2 separate regions of the Homo sapiens genome follow, and region 2 is linked to region 1. A link is a contact called in ENCODE Hi-C data. All regions are on one chromosome and are shown on one strand. The core of a region is the stretch at or near the end of the contact, and the rest is flanking DNA. Distances in the headings are between cores, read along the strand shown.

Region 1 (3,682 bases), core at 769-3,268:
TTTAGTCTGCATTGTATTTTTTTTAAGGTTTCTCTCACTAGTGTCAGCGGCTTTAGGACAGCTGGTTTATTTATCTCTGTATCCTCAGCACGTAACACAGGGCCTTGTCAATAAATATTTGGAACCACCCTGTAGCCTGAAGTCCAGCCACAATAGTGTGTATGTTGATTTCTCTGCTTGTAATGTCTTTCCCTCACTTTATTTGCTCGATGAACAACTATTCTTGATATGAAGGAGGCAGTGGCTTAGTGTTACCTTCAACAGTGTACATAATCTTTCTACATTTCAGTTTCCTCATTTGAAAAATGATACTAAAAAGGTTGTTGGGAGGATTAAAAGAGTTAATGATTAAATACTTCTCTCCCTTCTCTTTCCAGGTCAAATCTCTACTCTCGGTAGAGCAATTCCCTAGGGAATTTTATCTCAGGATTAGGTTTTTGGAATCTCGTGTATCCAGACAGCTCTTCTCTGTCCCCTTGCTACCCTTTTTTCAGAGGTGGGGTATCGCTTGGTAGCCCAGGCTGGAGTACAGACACTGATGGCTCAATTGAAACCAGAGGACACATTACTGGCAAGTGGAAAGCCGTTCTTCCCAGTCTTCTTAGGAAAGGAGATCTTTCTGCGGTGAGATATATTTGCAAAACTGCACAGGACTTTAATACTTTGCAACAGCAAAGGTTGAAAAACAAAACGGTTAAATTTCCACATCAAAACAGGTGAAATGTTTCTGTTCATTTTCTTCTACATTTGGAAAGTGCCTGATCCACAGTGACACGCTAAACTTCAGTTCCCTTCCCCTCATCCTTGCAAGTGTACAGAACTGTAACTAAATATTTAGGCAATTAGGGCAAGCAAATTGCACAGTGAATTATGCGGTAGCTTCTAGTATAATAAATTTTCTTACCAACCAAACAATGCTCAGTTGCTTCTCTTGACAACCTGTTTGCATCGTCAAAGTTTAAATGTAACATATTAAAACTATTACTCTTTAAAAAATCATTGAAACTTTTTTGTGTATAAATAAAAAAATAGAATAAAAATAAATAAAAAATAGAAAAAAACCCATGAAAAATGTTTGCACATGGGGTAAAGCATGTAAAAGGGGTAAAGCATGATAAAAACCTTCGCTGAAGTTTCCCTGCTCACACATTACTGTGTGCACGTCTAGTCTTTTTCTCATTCAGGCATCATTTGTTATTTGTCTTTTCCAGTTGAGGAGGACACTTAATACCGTTTCGGCAGCGTTTCAAATCCGAGTCAAATATAGCCTGAGTGGTTTTTTTGTGGGTCCACCTATCAGGGCCTGTGAAGAGTGTTCTTGGGGTTAAGAGTTCTAAGATAGAAAACTCAGCTTATGCTGTTACCCGCAGGTTTTAAAGCAACATGATACGGCGTTTGAAGCTTACCTCACACCGGTGAGGTAAGCGTCCAGTCATCAAATGACCCTTTTTGACGTCCAAGAGTGACAGAGCCTCAAGCACTCCTGGGGACCGGGCTGACTTTTCTCCACTGGCTTGGTTGGGAACTGGCTTCTTCGGAGCTGTGTAGTCTTAATTTGCTTTGCTGCTGGCTGGCTGACAGCTGATGGGGGACTCCTCAGGACGGACTCCCTTCCAGATGCACCCATCTCCATCCTTCTCAACTCCCCAACCTTTGTCCTCCCCACTCTTCGCTCGCGCGGCGGTCTGAGACCACCAGGACCAGTTTCAGGGGTTTCCTTCTCCAGCGAGACTTGGCAGAACAGGCTTTAAAAGCAAAGGAGGCAGCGGAAGAGTAAGAAATAACTATATTCTAAGAGTCATAATAAATGGCAGTACATAACTGCGACACGACACCGAGCAGCCTAAGCTGGCTGCGGAGGCCACAAACACAAGATCCTAACCTCCCGGCCGACCCGCCCCAACAACTACCCGCCCAGGGTACGGTCACGTGACGGGGGAGCGGCGCGCGCCGACCGCGGCGCCAATTGGCGAGCGGCTGGAGCGCGGGGTTTCATGGGAAGGAGTTGGCCCGGCTTGTCTCTCTGTCAGTGGCGGCTGCTGCCTGCTCTGGAGGCAGGCTGGGCGGTGGCGGCCGAGACTGGCGGGGGTGGACGCCCGGGCCGGGCTGCGCCCGCTTCTTGCAGGTAGAACGCTCAAGGCGAGGGCAGTTGGGAGGGCTCTGCAGCGGGGAGGCATGCTGAGCTGTGCCCCTGGGAAATAAGCTGCGGGTTCCCCGCTTGCCTCTCCTTGGTGCCCCCGCCTCCTGCCAAGTGGCCTAGAGCTCTGCGGCGGCTGCTAGTCAGGCTGCGCGGTGGTCCGCGCAGACCCAGGCTCGCCGCCTTGTTCCCTGGATTTCCCAGCACACTGGCAGTGGTGGCGCTGGAGTCTTGAAACCCTTGTTTCCCCTCTAGGGCTGGTAGTTTCTCCAGCTCGGTTCTAGGAGATTCCGGGTGGTGACTGGCTTGAGCCCCAGCTCTTTGGCCCACTTGTGTCGAGCTTATCTCGACACAGGTGGGGCAAAGAGGTCAGAAGGTCCCAAACTAGCATTTCCTACGCTCAGCTGTCCGCTTTGAGCGTTCTCTCCGCTTCTCTTTCTGAGTTGTGCGGAGGCTCCAAGAGTTAGAAAGACCAGAAGGGACTGAAAACTGTCAGTGTCATGCTGCCGGGCTCTAGCGTGTGGGCGTGGAGTACGTGCTACTTAGAGAAGAGACTCTCCAACCATTGTCCTTATTTCAGGGATGGTGGGCTGTGGGGTGGAGGGGAAGGGCGAAGGTGCATTGTATCAGAGGCGTGGTAGGAGGAGAAAAACAAATCTAAATTCCGTCAGTTCATAGTTTACGGATTGAGAAAGAGTTGAAATTGGTCAACTCAGCTTTGCTGATGGTGCTTTCACAGTACTAAGCAAGACCCGTGAATCACTGAGTTTTCCGTGTTCTGCTTTTCCCAGTTGGCCTCCGGTGTGTGTTGCTCGGTGTCTACTGTTTCCTCCTTTCTTTATGGCCTGGGTGTCAGCATTGACAAAATTGACTCTATTCAACAGCGGTTTGGTGGGTGTGAGTAAGCTTGGTTTCAGGAATATGTTCAAACTGGCAGGGAATGCTCATTTCTTTTCCTCAGCAGCCCCCAGAAGACCAAGTTGACTTTTAACACATTTTCTTAAACAGGAGTGGTGCGTTTAAATTAGAATTTTAAGGTTGTCTGTTATCTATTGAGATCAGCTCAGTAATGATGTTAGTAAACTTATATAGTGTTTATATGTTATATAAACAAGAAAATACAAGAAAAGGAGAAGTTATATGGCTATTAAAAATATATGACTTCACATAGAAACATTTATAATCAAATAGTAATTTTTTGGTGGTATTTAGTTCAGATGAAAATTGACTTACCATGAAAGCAAGCACTAATCATTATATATTAAGAGTGCTTAATATATAATAGAGGTGTACTTTTCATTAAAATTCTTTTTGAGGAGCAATAAATGTGGCTTGGGCTATTTCAGAATTGTCTTTTCAGTTAGGACATTTGAAAGTTAGAATTCTAGAATAAATCACCTTTACTCTTCAATTGTATAGTATAATATGTTATGGAGGTACTGTTGATGGTGATTAAATAGCTTATACTTAACTTTGGAATTTGATAAACATAGAACTTCCTTTGCTGTTTCCTTCAAAGACCTACAAGGTTATTTAATGGCAGAG
Region 2 (3,682 bases), core at 313-2,812, 2.5 Mb before region 1:
CCCGCACACTCATCCCGCGGGCACTTAGTTCTCTCGGGTTTTCCTGGGTTTTCTTCAGAAATACATAATATCCTGTTTCTTCATGAAATCCTGTTTTTATTTTACATAAAATCCTGTTTTTTCTTCAAAAATACATAAAAGCCTTCCTATTTCTGTTTGCTTCGTATTTTCCTCATATTCAAGGGGTCTGAAATTATCTCCTAGGAAGGCAATGTGCAGCAGACGGGGTCCTCTGACAAGGAATGGCGAGGGCCCCCAAGGAACTGTCATCACGCCGATAACCTTGGATAGCCACAATTTTATTTAGAATATAAAACATGGAACTCGACTTCGGAATTTTAGTCTAGAAATGGGGACTTCCCCCTAGCTTTTATGATTTTTGAAACTCCTGCTTGGACGCAATTGTCATCTTGCATAATCGACAGTAATTTTCAGGTTTATGGAATTTTGCAAACTTTAAGCAAAGCACATCAATCAGGCTCAGTGCTGCGGCTTTTCTTCGCATCACCGAGGTAGAATAGCACCTCTACTCCCAGAACTTAATCCAGGCGAATGCAGAAGGCCTTTGCTGGTTTTCTGGTTTGGGTAGTCTTTGGGTATTCACTTGGAAACAAGGCGAATTGATGGATGGATAGAGTGATGGATGGATATGTAATAAATATAATATAGTTCAATGACAGGATCCAGATGGTGGGTGTAGGAGAGTTTACTGTAGAATTCAACTTTCTGTGTATTTTAAAGGTTTTCATACTAAAATTGGTGGTGAAGTGGTGTTGTCACACAGATTTGACCAAATCCCTGCTGCGTATTAGCTGTGAGATTGGGACAACATGCCCAATACTCAAGTTTTCTTGACTGATGTGGACAATTACGTATCCCATGGGATGGTACAAAAAAGTCAAAAGAACATTCCCCGCACTACCAGAGGCCCTCGAATCAAGGGCGGCCCCGAGTGGCGGGGAAAAGAAATGCAAGCCAGCGGAGGATGCTGAATTGTGGAGGTCGGCTCTCGGAAACGCCTGCAGCCAGGCAGAGGAGTTGCGGTACCGCAGTTTCGTTGCATCGGGCTGGCCTTCAGGTTGTGCGACTCAGCCTGGAACCTCTGAATGCAAGATTCCGACCTGAGAATGCGCTTCAAGGACACCTCCGAAGCACCCAGAAAGCCACCGCCAGCCTATTTTTTACGCTCCTTTTCCAGCATGCCTCTCCCTCCCCCCAGTATCTATCTGCTCGTTCCCTAGGGGTCTTAGAAGCCTTTTGCTTCCAGAAATGACAACCATATTCCCTGACTCTACGACATCCCAGGCTGTTTATTTCGTCTTATGCCAGTTTCATTTTAGAAAATGCGAATGTTGTCACCGAACCCTGAGGAAACCTGCTGTAAAATACGCGGGTTTAGCGAGAAGAAGCGGAGCGAGTGTGCGTTGCGATCTTAAAGACTGAGGACAGCCAGCCCGAGGGCCTAGAAACAGCGTTAACCGCGCTGAGCCCGCTGCGGGAGGCGGAGGGGTTGGGGCCATGAGAGGGCGGGGCCGCATCTATGGCCCCGCCCCGGCCCTTTGTGACGCAGGACAACGCCTGCCACGCGTCGGAACTCGGCCGCGGGACATCCACGGGGCGCGAGTGACACGCGGGAGGGAGAGCAGTGTTCTGCTGGAGCCGATGCCAAAAACCATGCATTTCTTATTCAGATTCATTGTTTTCTTTTATCTGTGGGGCCTTTTTACTGCTCAGAGACAAAAGAAAGAGGAGAGCACCGAAGAAGTGAAAATAGAAGTTTTGCATCGTCCAGAAAACTGCTCTAAGACAAGCAAGAAGGGAGACCTACTAAATGCCCATTATGACGGCTACCTGGCTAAAGACGGCTCGAAATTCTACTGCAGGTAGGAAATGCTGCGAGCTGCCCGTGCGTCCAGTTGCACAAAATCTTGCCTGCCTCCACCAAGCGGAAGCCTCATTGGTTGGTTGGTTGGGGTTTTATTTTTTAACGGTAAAAGTTGAGCCCTTTATTCATTAAAAAAAATCACATTATATGGCAGTGTTTCTCTAATAAACTGAATATTTTTATTTAAAGTATTGAAAATGTTGTGGCAATAAATTATCAAAAATACGATACATCCACACACACATCAACCACCACCATTACCCTTGGGACCTCCAGAATTAAATCAAGGTTCTGCCTATAAGGATGTTCACATTTTTCCCTTGCCAGAAGTATTGAGTCTTTACGGAGGAATACATGGAATAAAGAGATTTAATTCTGGCCTTCAGAAGCACGATTTTTATAGGTTGTGGCCACTTTCTATCAAGAAAAACAGTTACTTCCCTGGTGACTTCTGGTGGGCCCTGCTCCCTCATTCCACCTGGTGCCTACTCTGATTTAATTGATGGCTTATTACTCAGAGGGAGAATCTTTTCTTTACCCTGTAAAGATAGGACTGGGAAAAACAGTTCCATCCATTTAGAATAAAATAGAGAAATTTAATAAGAATTTATACAATTTTATAATTTAATAAGAATTTAATAAATTATATCATTAGAATTTAATAAGAAAATATACCATTTTAAATTACTATTAAAATGACTTTTTGAGGCTAAAACTGCCCTATCATTTTTTTACAACAAACCCAGGGAGTTAAATGAGTTCTTTGTACAAGCCATGCACCTAGTTAGGGGCTGGAGACCCATTAAAAAGTTAACTGTTGAATAGTTTTTGTAAAGATAACAATTTTAAAAAATGAGATGGCTGTTAATGATTAACTTTGGGCAAATCATACTTCTTTCTGGTGATTATAGGGAAGTTTGAGTCAAACACCCCATTAAGGGTTTTAGAAAGAGTGATTATATGGGAATGATGGTTAGAGAGGACTCCAATTTTAAATGCCCAGCTGTATTTTCAAGTTTGATTTCTTGAAATCAGTTTACTTAAGTATTGCTTTTTGTTATAGCCGGACACAAAATGAAGGCCACCCCAAATGGTTTGTTCTTGGTGTTGGGCAAGTCATAAAAGGCCTAGACATTGCTATGACAGATATGTGCCCTGGAGAAAAGCGAAAAGTAGTTATACCCCCTTCATTTGCATACGGAAAGGAAGGCTATGGTAAGATGTTTAATTTTAATTTCTTGTTTTAGTTATATTTAAAAAATGATTAATAGATTTCTGGGTATATAGGTCTGAAAGAATTGAAAGCACAGTCTCAAAGAAATATTTGTACAGCCATGCTCATAGCAGCCATGTACAATAGACAAGAGATGGAAGCAAGCCACATGTCCATACATAGAGAAATGGATAAACAAAATGAATACATGCATATATGGAAGCCAGGCACAGTGGCTCATGCCTGTAATCCCAACACTTTGGGAGGCCAAGGTGGTAGAATCACTTGAGGCCAGGACCAGCCTGAGCAACAGCAAGACCCTGCTCTACAAAAAAAAAAAAAAAAAAAATGAAATGGAATATTATTCAGCCTTAAAAAGGAAGAAAATTCTGAGACATGCACCAACATGTATCAGCCTTGAGGACATTATGCTAAATGAAATAAACCAGTCACAAAAAGACAAATACTGTATAATTCCATTTATGTGAGGTACCTGGAGTAGTCAAATTAATAGAGACAAAGTAGAAGGGTGATTGCCAGAGGCTGAAGTGAGAGGGAAAAGGGGAATTGTTGACCAATGGGTA

Evidence for each region. Hi-C counts contacts between places; a loop is a spot of excess contacts on that map. Pooled maps may share reads with other maps.
Region 2: a loop to region 1 is called in a pooled map, with 10 times the contacts of the local background. The contact joins the promoter of FKBP7 here to the promoter of LNPK in region 1. A Hi-C loop is called at or near these places in 6 of 50 pooled maps.

Annotation. Positions count from the first base shown.
Region 1 is chr2:176,000,603-176,004,284 of GRCh38, reverse strand. LNPK (lunapark, ER junction formation factor) reads left to right here and starts at 2,018. Exons shown (of 13, transcript NM_030650.3): 1 at 2,018-2,125. RefSeq lists an enhancer at 1,605-1,824.
Region 2 is chr2:178,476,480-178,480,161 of GRCh38, reverse strand. FKBP7 (FKBP prolyl isomerase 7) reads left to right here and starts at 1,562. Exons shown (of 4, transcript NM_181342.3): 1 at 1,562-1,883; 2 at 2,949-3,100. The coding sequence starts at 1,663.